Linked DNA regions of Homo sapiens: all the other regions are linked to region 2. A link is a contact called in ENCODE Hi-C or POLR2A ChIA-PET data. All regions are on one chromosome and are shown on one strand. The core of a region is the stretch at or near the end of the contact, and the rest is flanking DNA. Distances in the headings are between cores, read along the strand shown. Region 1 overlaps ZMYND8 (zinc finger MYND-type containing 8). Region 2 holds the start of LINC01754 (long intergenic non-protein coding RNA 1754). Region 3 overlaps NCOA3 (nuclear receptor coactivator 3).

Region 1 (3,753 bases), core at 649-3,148, 150 kb before region 2:
GGGAATAAAGACCAGAGTGTAAGAATTAGAAGAAGAGAATTAAGGAATATCAGAGTATGCTGCACATAGGAAAGGTAAGTACTGATTCCTCCTACTTGCTTCTGTGCCATGGGTATAATTTGCAAATAGAACTGGGTTAATGTGGTCAAGGACAACTGAGGTGGAAACACTGGCCTGGATAAAAGCACTTTGGGCCAGGCATGGTGGTTTATGCCCGTCATCCCATTACTTTTGGAGGCAGAGGTGGGTGGATCACCTGAGGTCGGGGTTTGAGACCAGCCTGGCCAACATGGTGAAACTCTGTCTCTACTAAAAATAGAAAACTTAGCCAGGTGTGGTGGCATACTCCTGTAATCTTAGCTACTCGGGAGGCTGAGGCAGGAGAATCACTTCAACCCAGGAGGCGGAGGTTGCAGGGAGCCGAGACCGCACCCTTGCACTCCAGCCTGGGCAACAAGAGCGAAACTCCATCTCAAAAAAAAAAAAGTAATTTGTATGTCAATAAGCCCCAAGAAATCCCTTACTTATTCTTTTCACAGATCTTTTCTCACCTTCATCCTCTGAAACTTTTGCATTTTTTGCATAGAGAAAAGAGTTGAAGGTTCAAGAACCACATACACAAGAGGATACGTCATTTGCAAAAATATCCACAGTTGCCACAGAAAGATACTGGCAAAAATTCTGACTGACCCAGGTTAAGATTCAGGATGCTGCCGGTGGTGGAGGTTTTGTCCGTTTTCGTCGTGATAGGAGCTGACAGTTGAGGAGAGAAGGGCTTTGGGCTGCCGGATAAACTCCCTGCTTGTCCCGTCTTGGTGGAGGCTGGTGAAGCTGAAAAAGTATGGCATTGTTAAAAGACAGGTTTACAAATAAACAAGTAGAACGTGTAGGTGTGGTGTAGGGAGAGAATGGAGAGATTATGAAATTGTGTTTGATTTCAGCAAGGCCGCTACAGTATCACGAATGGGGTGGGGTGGAGCATAGCAGGTTGGCCATTTATTTTCAGCAAAGGGCTTTAACCGGATGTGAAACCGTTAAAGCCACAAATGAAGAAGGTCTCCCCAGTTACTCTATTAAGCACAAAGCTCTAAGACAAATCGGCTAAGCTGCCACTGAAATTGGTTTGGCCCATTCACGGATATAAATCTCAACATAAATAGCGATTAAACCAACCCCCACATGGTCCAGATGTGGAGAACGGGAGCCAGGCTTACAAATGCGTATCATCTGTTTGTGGAAAGACACCACGGCCAGCTCACACGCAGCCACTGCACCTGCCAGGGACCAACTTGGCCCCTTGGGAAATCTCCAGCTCCCATTTCAAAGGTTCTTGAGGCTATGTAAAGCCAAACCCAGTACCAGATGGAGTGAGGGAGACGTTGGTAAATTATGTCCTTCTTTACTGTATTTCAAACTTTCACAGGAGGAGAGAGAACTGTACCTATGCCTAAGGCTTTTAAAAATACCTTAAAATGACCTACGACCTGCTTCTCCCCTGCCTCATTTCACAGGGTTAGGACAATAAACCACTTACGTTTAAAAAAGCAAGCATTCATAGGGGCCAACAAGCGTCCTAAAGATCCTTCAAATCCTGCCCCTTTGTCCTTGCCCCTCCATGGTACTGGGACTGTCCTGTTAATGCCTCTTGGGCCCATTTAAAAACAGCTGGGACTAAAGGCATCACTAACAACAATGACAGCCAACTCTTCCAAGATGAGCAAGAAACATTCTGAGTTGATCTGGTGCTGGAAAGAAATTTGTGGATGGCAAATTGGAGTTAGGAACTGAGACTCCCCAGGGGCTTCGAAAGTGCTGGGACACTTGTGTGGGCAGCACTTGCCTCAGTTTCCTCACCTGACAAATTAGAAAACTCAGAACAAGGCTTCAGTGTGTTGAAACTCACATACCACTCGGCTGGTGAATCCAAGTAAGCTAGGCAGCTCTGGTGCCAGGACCTGCCTGCATTACTGTTAATGTAATATAGTGGGAAAGACTCCAGAAGTAAAGAGGCCTGGATTCAAGCACAGATTAGAAGCCAGACACTGTGGATTCAAGCCCCGGCTCAGCTGTTGCCCTGCTGTGTAACCCTGGGCCAGTTACTGGCACCTCTGCCTCCCTCTTCCTGGCAGCAGCAAAGAGAGACACTAATAATATGATACAAAGGGACAATAACAGTAGCTACATCTCATCAGGCTGCCGTGAGGATTAAATCAATCATCTGAACAGTGCCTGGCATGCAGTAAGTACTCTGTTACTGTTTGCTATTAGAGTGGTTTTATTTTCTATTTCCCCATTAACCTCTAGGGCTTTGGGGTTATCCTCTGAACCACTGATTCTCAGCTATGAGCAATTCTTCTCTCCAGGGCACACTGGGCATTGCATCCAGACATTTTAGGAGAGTGGGGGGTTGCTACTGGCATCTAGGAGCTAGAGACCAAAACGCTGCTAAATCTGCTGCCATGCACAGAGCGGCCCCCCACAAGAAAGAGTTATCTGGCCCCAAACGTCAAAAGTGCTGAAACTGACACGCCGCATAGGGATGGAGTAGGCATGCAGCTGGGAATCCTTTTCCTCATCCGGGAATGATAAGGGAGTGAGGATCAATGTCGTCGATCTATGTCAATTGGCGCCGAGCAAGTGCTCAATAAATATTAGAAATTGTTTTAAGAAATAAGTTTTCTTTGCTTTTGTTTTTTTGAGATGGAGTCTCGCTCTGTCACCCAGGCTGGAGTGCAGTTGTGCAATCTCGGCTCACTGCAACCTCTGCCTCCTGGATTCAAGCGATTCTCCTGCCTCAGCCTCCCAAATAGCTAGAACTTCAGGCTCCTGCTATCACACCCGGCTATTTTTTATATTTTTACTAGAGACAGGGTTTTACCATGTTGGCCAGGCTGGTCTGGAACTCCTGGCCTCAAGGGATCCACCCGCCTCAGCCTCCCGAAGTGCTGGGATTACAGCCATGAGTCACTGTGCCCAGCCTATAATTAAGTTTTTAACACAATAAATCTGTTTTACTGCAAGAATTAATAGAATTGGCCTAGCACGTGGCATGCCACATTCCTTCACTGGGGGGGGCTGCTATATTATTACTAGTCCTATCACTGGTACTGTAAGACATAGAACTGAAGTGTTTGTTACACGAAGAAACAAGAATATGCCAGGTGCGGTGGTTCACCCCTGTAATCCCAGCACCTTGGGAGGCTGAGGTGGGAGGATCACTTGAGCTCGGAAGTTCGAGACCAGCCTGGGTAACATGGCGAAGCCTCATCTCTACTAAAAATACAAAAAATTTAGCCGGGCATGGTGGCACACGCCTGTAGTCTCAGCTACTTGGGAGGCTGAGATGGGAGGATCCATTGAGCCTGGGAGGTCAAGACTGCAGTGAACCGTGATCATGCCACTGCACTCCAGCCTGGGACACAGAGAGAGACCCTGTCCCCAAAAAAATATATATACATATATATATATATAGGCATTTTAACGGAAGTATTACCAATAAAATCTTTAGCATTAGAATTTTTAACCTTATTAATTCATTTATGTTCTACCTCATTCCAAAAGCAATTTGCAGCTGCTCAAATATCTGTGTAATAGATTCCCCTTGAGGATTAAAGACCGGGGCTTCTCTAATTGTATTCCCATAAGCAAACTGGCAAGGTCTAACAGGGAGGGCCTTACTATACTATCAAATACCCTGCTTGGGACTGCAGAGAACATTGACAAGGACGTCCAACCCTAAAGGGTAGCAGGAAC
Region 2 (3,468 bases), core at 911-3,410:
GCTGGTCTCCTGACCTCGTGATCTGCCCACCTTGGCCTCCCAAAGTGCTGGGATTACAGGTGTGAGCCACTGTGCCCGGCCTGAATTGTATACTTTCAAATGGTTTGGCCGGGTGCTGTGGCTCAACGCCTGTAATCCCAGCACTTTGGGAGGCTGAGGCAGGTGGATCATTTGAGGTCAGGAGTTTGAGACCAGCCTGACTAACATGGTGAAACCCCATCTCTACTAAAAATACAAAAAAAAAAAAGAAGATAAAGAAAGAAAGAAAAAGAAAGTAGCTGGGTGTGGTGGCATAGTCCCAGCTACTTGGTGGCTGAGATGGGATAATCACTTGAACCCGGGAGGTGGAAGCTGCAGTGAGCCGGGATTGTGCCACTGCACTCCAGCCTGGGCAACAAGAGTGAAACTCCGTCTCCCCACCAAAAAAACCCCAAAAAACATTATATCTTCCTGGCTAAGTGATTGGCTTATGGTAACTCAGACTGAGCCAACGAAGCCCTCCTCAGTTTGTTCTTGGAACTATTGTCAGGGGTATTTTCCCTTTCCATTGGTGTTGCTGTGCTGGTGAGAAATAACCCCAGAACCAGCAGGTAGGCAAAGCTACAGGAGAGGAAAGCCAACTTGGAGAAGAACCGAGAGATGATAGAGAAATGGAAACCAGCCATGTTGAGCCCCTGGGTTCAGGTTCACCTGATGTCCTCCAAACTTTTTGTTCAGGCTAGTTTAGGATGTGCCTATATTTCTTGCAAATGAGTCTCCAAATACAAACCCCAAATCATTGTAGCAAAATGCACTGACCAACTGTGCTTCCACGATCAGATCAGTAAGCTGGGTGCAGTGGCTCATGCCTGTAATCCCAGCACTTTGGGAGGCCAAGGTGGGCGGATCACTTGAGGTCAGGAGTTGGAGAACAGCCTGGCCAACATGGTGAAACCCCATCTCTACTAAAAATACAAAAATTGGCCAGGTGTAGTGGCAGGCACCTGTAATCCCAGCTACTTGAGAGGCTGAGGCAGAAGAATCACTTGAACCTCGGAGGCAGAGGTTGCAGTGAGCTGATATCATGCCACTGCACTTCAGCCTGGGCGACAGAGCAAGACTCCGTCCCAAAACAAACAAACAAACAAACAAACAAACAAACAAAAACCAATGTGTAAGTGAACAGAGAGAACAAGAAGTTTAAGGAAAATTAAAAACATAAAGGACAAAGTGAGAGAAGAGAATATCTGTAAAATACATGAATACACACACACAGTAGATGTTTCATGGTTGTTTATCCCCCACCTCTCGCTGGAACACAGACTGGTGCCCCACTTCGTGCTTGGGATGTCCTTCCTCTGTTTCTTGGCTGAGTCGAACTTGTGCTGCTTCCTTTCTCCTTAAATATCCTTTCCTCTGGACAGGATGTTCCTGAAGGAGGCCACAAGGCAGAACATCTCGGCTAACTTTAGTTTGCTATTTTCAGCCTGAATTTGTGCCTGGGCAAATCAGTCCACGGACAGAGTATCCTCCCCAGTTGGATATTTCTTGCATGAGCATCAGAATTTTGTGGGACACAAGGCTTAGTTTCACTAAGCTCTGAGCCTCAAAACCTGGTATGCATCTGGGTTAGAGAGCCTCATCCAGTCTTTTTTTTTTTTTTTTTTTTTTGAGATGGAGTCTCACTCTGTCGCCCAGGCTGGAGTGCAGTGGCGTGATCTCAGCTCACTGCAAGCTCTGCCTCCCGGGTTCATGCCATTCTCTTGCCTCAACCTCCCGAGTAGCTAGGACTACAGGCACCCACCACCACACCCGGCTAATTTTTTGTATTTTTTTTTAGTAGAGACGGGGTTTCACCGTGTTAGCCAGGATGGTCTTGATCTCCTGACCTTGTGATCCGCCCGCCTCGGCCTCCCAAAGTGCTGGGATTACAGGCGTGAGCCACCGCGCCTGGCCCTCATCCAGTCTTAAAAAAAAATTCCCTGAGCTGTAGAATATATGGTGGACATATTTTCTGCATTCCTTTTTTGATGTAGGTAGGAAAAAAACCCAAAAAACCCCAAATCACAATTGTCCCTCCAGGGAACTGAGAAGCTGGGGTACTTACCCATTGACTCCTGTATTCCATTGGTTAAGAAAAGCTTCTGGTGGCTTTAAGTCCCTAACACTTTTTTGGGGCTGTCTTGCATCCTGTGCTGGAGACAGCTCTTAGGTTAAGAGACACAGGTGTTCAGCCTGGGCAACATAAGGCGACACTGTCTCTGCCAAAAAATAAAAAAAATAAAAAAATAAAAGCCAGGGGGTGGTGCGTGCACCTGTGGTCCCAGCAACTCAGGAGGCTGAAGTGAGAAAATTGCTCGAGTCTAGGAGGTTGAGGCTGCAGTGAGCTGTGATCATGCCACTGCCAGCAGCCTGGGCAACAGAGCAAGACTTTGCCTCAAGAGAAAAGAAAAACAGTCAGATGCGGTGGCTCATGCCTGTAAACCCAGCACTTTGGGAGGCTGAGGCAAGTGGATTACTTGAGGTCAGGAGTTCAAGACCAGGCTGGCCAACATGGCAAAACCCCATCTCTACTAAAAATACAAAAATTAGCTGGGCGTGGTGGCTTGCACCTGTAATCTCAGCTACTTGGGAGGCTGAGTTAGGAGAATCACTTGAACCTGGGAGGTGGAGGTGTCAGTGAGCCGAGATCACCCCACTGCCCTCCAGCCTATGCAACAGAATGAGACTCCATCTCAAAATAATAAAAAAGAGACTAGTGTGGGAGGATCACCTGAGCCCAGGAGGCGGAAGTTGCAGTGAGCTGAGATCACGCCACTACAGTTTAGCTTGGGTGACAGAGTGAGACTCTCTCAAAAAAGAAGAAGAAGAAGAAGAGAAACAGATGTGTGTGTGAGGTGGGAGCTGCCAGCCTGTCCATCATAGTTGTAGCTAATCTCAGAAGCAGGCCAAGGGGATTTGCTATAGGGCACCAGCAGTATATGCTAGAAAGAGAATGTAGTACATGTACTGGCTTGTAGCACAGGGGACATTCTAGTTTTAGGCAATGCTGAATCAAGGGCCTCAAATAATGTCAACAGGACTTGAACTTTCACCATCTTTTAGTTCCTTACACCTTATATCCTCTATTAGTGGCTTCTCACAACTGTGGGCTTAATCCTACCAGTCCAGGAGCCCCAGTAGAACAGAGCATCCTTTCTAACACCTGAGCTGACTTTCATGGTCTTGCTTGAGTTCTGTGCCCAGTCCTGCTCTACGGCCAGGAAGCTGTGGCCCTCTGATTGACCAGATCTGAGCTAAACGCAGTGGTGTGTTGATAAATGTCTAACAATAGTCTTTTTGAGAAAATAAAAGTTTTGATTTGTAGTGTTTCCTGATTTCTATGATGTAAGTACCCCCATTAGCTTGAAACCATAGCCGATTTCAATTACCAATGTAGTGTCAACCGGTTTACAGAACTCTTGTCATGTCCCATCAGCTCTAGTGAGC
Region 3 (3,657 bases), core at 493-2,992, 210 kb after region 2:
GAGATTGTGCCACTGCACTTCAGCCTGGGTGACACAGTAAGACCCTGTCTTTAAAAAAAAAAAAAAAAAAAAGTTATTACTCAATGGATAGTTTGCCATTCAATTTAAAAATCACCTTTGAATGAAACAAATATAAAACCAATTATAGAGACATAACAAGAATTATTCTATTTTTGTACTTAAGGAATGGAATCACTATTCTTTTTATTTTTATTTTTTGAGATGGAGTCACACTCTGTTACCCAGGCCTGGAGTGCAGTGGCGGGATCTCAGCTCACTGCAACCTCCGCCTTCCGGGTTCATGCGATTCTCCTGCCTCAGCCTCCCAAGTAGCTGGGACTACAGGCGCCTGCCACCACGCCCAGCTAATTTTTGTATTTTTAGTAGAGACAGGGTTTCACCATATTGGCCAGGCTGGTCTCGATCTCCTGACCTTGTGATTCACCCGCCTCGGCCTCCCAAAGTGGTGGGATTACAGGCGTGAGCCACTGCACCTGGCTCTTTAATTATTCAATTTATTATTATTATTGTTTTTAAGAGACAGAGTCTCACTCGGTCACCCAGTCTGGAGTGCATTGGCGTGATCATAACTCACTGCAGCCTCAAACTCCTCAAACAAGCAGTCTTCCTGTTTTATTCCTAAGTAGTTAATGCTATAGGTGTGCACCATGATGCCTGGCTTATTTTTAAAAAAATTTTGTAGAGACAGGGTGTTACTGTGTTGCACAGATTGGTCTCAAACTCAAGTGCCTCAAACTCAAACTGCCTGAGCCTCCCAAAGCACTGGGATTACTTGAGCTACTCTTTTTAAATATGAAAATTGGAAAATCAAAACCGAACATACCTTTAAGTTTAAAACTCTTTTATTTGAGGATAATTTTAAACTTAAAGCAAGGTTGCAAGAAAATAGTACAAAGAGTTTTTACGTTTATCTCCCCCCCGGGTCAGGATTCACCTAGTGTCAACTCCCTTCCTCATCCTTGCTCTGCCTGTCCCCATTCCCAGGTTTATTCACTCACTCATTATATATGCAATTTTTCTTAACCATCTGAGGATAATTTGCATATGTAATAGCCTGTTACCCCAAATATTATACTAAGAATATTGGTCTCTTAAATAACCGTCGTTCATTTATCAACTTAAGTGTATTAATATTGACAACATACTTTTATGTCTATTGTCCATATTCTAATTTTGTCAGTTGATCCAATAATATTCTTTATAGCATTTTCTTACCCTCTAGCACAGGATTCAGTCTAGGATCAAATATTGCATTTAGTTGTCATTTTCTTATAGCTTCCTTTAAAATCTGGACTGTTTACAGACTTTCTTTGTCTTTTGTGACATTGACACGTTTGAAAATACAATACCCCTGAGATTGTGTGATCTGACTGTGCCACTACTAATAATAGTGAGCCACTACTAATAAAGGTTATTTTAAGTCTTTTTCTGTCCTTCATTTAAACTTGTCATGGGGAAAAAACAAATACTTAAATCATCTCAGCTTTTTAGCCTTTCCATTTTACAACCAAAGTTATAGAATGAATTTTCTTGGTAATTTAATACATATTTAGTGCATCTGTAAAGACAATGTTGCAATCTAGATTTTCTGATTTATATTATGATCATGTGATTTTTTAAATTTTTATTTTTTTTGTTTTTTTGCTTTTGATTTTTTTTTTAAAGCTACACATTTGAAGTTTGATCAGCATCTTGAGTGAATTTTTTCATTTTTATAAATCTGTCTTCCTTCCTGGTAGCATTCTGCCACCTAGTGGAAATTTATGTCCTCCAGCATACGTCTCAGAGTTTAGTTGGAATGCAAGATGCATTTTAATATATAAAAATTAGTTTAGAATCGTTGAACTTCTTTGGTTGACATGTAATTCTTTACAACAGTGATCGTCTTGTTTTAAACAAGAGTTTAGTACAGATAAAATTCTTAGCAAATGAGGGCTTAGTAGATGTCTTAAATCATCTTTCTCAACAAGAAGTACTCTACATTTATCTTCTTCATCAATGAAATTTTAACCAAAGCATACTATTTTTCCATCAGTCAAATTTTTTTTTTTTTTTTTGAGACGGAGTCTAGCTCTTGTCACCCAGGCTGGAGTGCAGTGGTGCCATCTCGGCTCACTGCAACGTCTACCCCTCGGTTCAAGTGATTCTCCTGCCTCAGCCTCCCAAATAACTAGGATTACAGGCACCTGCCACCATGGCTGGCTAATTTTTTATTTTTAGTAGAGACGGGGTTTCACCATGTTGGCCAGACGGGATTTCACCATGTTGGTCAGGCTGGTCTCAAACTCCTGACCTCAGGTGATCCACCTGCCTCGACCTCCCAAAGTGCTGGGACTACAGGCATGAGCTACCGCACCCTGCAAGATACACATTTTTAGTAGGACTTGAGGAACATTTCTGTCTTGGAGTACATACGTTCTGCATAATTCATATTAGAATATGAAATCTGAGGTTGTCTTCAGTATAGTCATTTATGAAAAAGAATATTGAGAATTATCTGTTTAGAGAAAGTAGTTCTGAATTAAAAGTTGCAGTCATTCAGTCATATAACACCTTCATAGAGTCATGTATATTTTTTAATGTACTTATCTTATTTCTCATTATTCTCTCTTAGTTGCTGATGTATATTCAAGATGAGTGGATTAGGAGAAAACTTGGATCCACTGGCCAGTGATTCACGAAAACGCAAATTGCCATGTGATACTCCAGGACAAGGGTAGGTGACTTATTTCCTGGTGCTTTACCACACTTGTTGTGCCTTTGTTTAAGGATAACATTTTAACTTCTTGCCATTTACATTCTCTGGTTAGATTTTTTGGTGGTTTCACTTCGTGGTAAGTAGAGTGTTACTGATGAGATGGACATCTTTTTGATGTAATAGAAGTTTTTTTTTTATTGCTGATTCATATAGAAGGTAGAATATTAACAATTCGCGGTACTATAAGAATTTCTGAATGGAAGGAGGGGTAGGAGTTACGAATAGATGACCAAGGTTATGTCACGTGCGTCCGTGTGAAGAGACCACCAGACTTTGTGTGAGCAACAAGGCTGTTTATTTCACCTGGGTACAGGCAGGCTGAGTCCAAAAAGAGAGTCAGCAAAGGGTGGTGGGATTATCATTAGTTCTTATAGGTTTTGGGATAGGCAGTGAGTTAGGAGCAATGTTTTGCGGGCGGGGTTAGATCTCACAAAGTACATTCTCAAGGGTAGGGAGAATTACAAAGAACCTTCTTAAGGGTGGGGGAGATTACAAAGTACATTGATCAAGTTAGGGTGGGGCAGAAACATCACAATGGTGGAATGTCATCAGTTAAGGCTATTTTCACTTCTTTTGTGGATCTTCAGTTGCTTCAGACCATCTGGATGTATATGTGCAGGCTTGGTCTCAGAGGCCTGACAGTTATAAGTAAGAATCTTTGCTATCTTTTAAGAATGGGTTATAAGTTGATATTTTGTCATTTGTGAGGTTGCATCCTTTTTTTTACCAAGTGAAATGAGAAGCTTAAAAATTAGAAACAAAATAATGTAATCTATATAACACTACTCTATAGCTTTTAAAGTATTTGCCAAAGTCAGTGTCAATTGAAGTTTAATGTGCTAGTTGAAAAATATCAATCTACAATGAATAAAACTTCA

What was found. Hi-C counts contacts between places; a loop is a spot of excess contacts on that map. ChIA-PET counts read pairs that join two places held with the same protein, here RNA polymerase II (POLR2A). Pooled maps may share reads with other maps.
Region 1: a pooled map shows a loop between it and region 2 (4-fold over the local background). The contact joins the enhancer-like site here to the promoter of LINC01754 in region 2. A Hi-C loop is called at or near these places in 6 of 37 single-sample maps with no recorded cell type and 9 of 50 pooled maps. POLR2A ChIA-PET finds 5 or more read pairs at or near these places in 10 of 52 experiments (A549, B cell, GM10248 and 7 more).
Region 3: a loop to region 2 is called in a map of GM12878, with 4 times the contacts of the local background. The contact joins the enhancer-like site here to the promoter of LINC01754 in region 2. A Hi-C loop is called at or near these places in 10 of 168 maps with a recorded cell type or tissue (CD4-positive, alpha-beta memory T cell, CD8-positive, alpha-beta T cell, GM12878 and 6 more), 29 of 37 single-sample maps with no recorded cell type and 11 of 50 pooled maps. POLR2A ChIA-PET finds 5 or more read pairs at or near these places in 7 of 52 experiments (K562, Panc1, activated CD4-positive, alpha-beta memory T cell and 4 more).

The regions. Positions count from the first base shown.
Region 1 is chr20:47,261,598-47,265,350 of GRCh38, forward strand. ZMYND8 (zinc finger MYND-type containing 8) reads right to left here. Exons shown (of 23, transcript NM_001281775.3): 12 at 691-831. Among named protein-coding and RNA genes, the nearest start is that of ZMYND8, 93 kb to the right of the region's middle. Within about 2 kb of position 1,899, at least 8 of the 41 ENCODE cell types and tissues checked have a DNase peak (open chromatin) inside an H3K27ac peak, as active enhancers do; they include B cell and GM12878, where a contact is called at or near this core.
Region 2 is chr20:47,409,984-47,413,451 of GRCh38, forward strand. LINC01754 (long intergenic non-protein coding RNA 1754) reads right to left here and starts at 2,161. Exons shown (of 3, transcript NR_146496.1): 1 at 2,087-2,161. RefSeq lists enhancers at 425-614, 2,812-2,971.
Region 3 is chr20:47,619,594-47,623,250 of GRCh38, forward strand. It overlaps NCOA3 (nuclear receptor coactivator 3), which reads left to right. Exons shown (of 23, transcript NM_181659.3): 3 at 2,636-2,737. The coding sequence starts at 2,655. Among named protein-coding and RNA genes, the nearest start is that of NCOA3, 120 kb to the left of the region's middle. Within about 2 kb of position 1,743, at least 2 of the 41 ENCODE cell types and tissues checked have a DNase peak (open chromatin) inside an H3K27ac peak, as active enhancers do.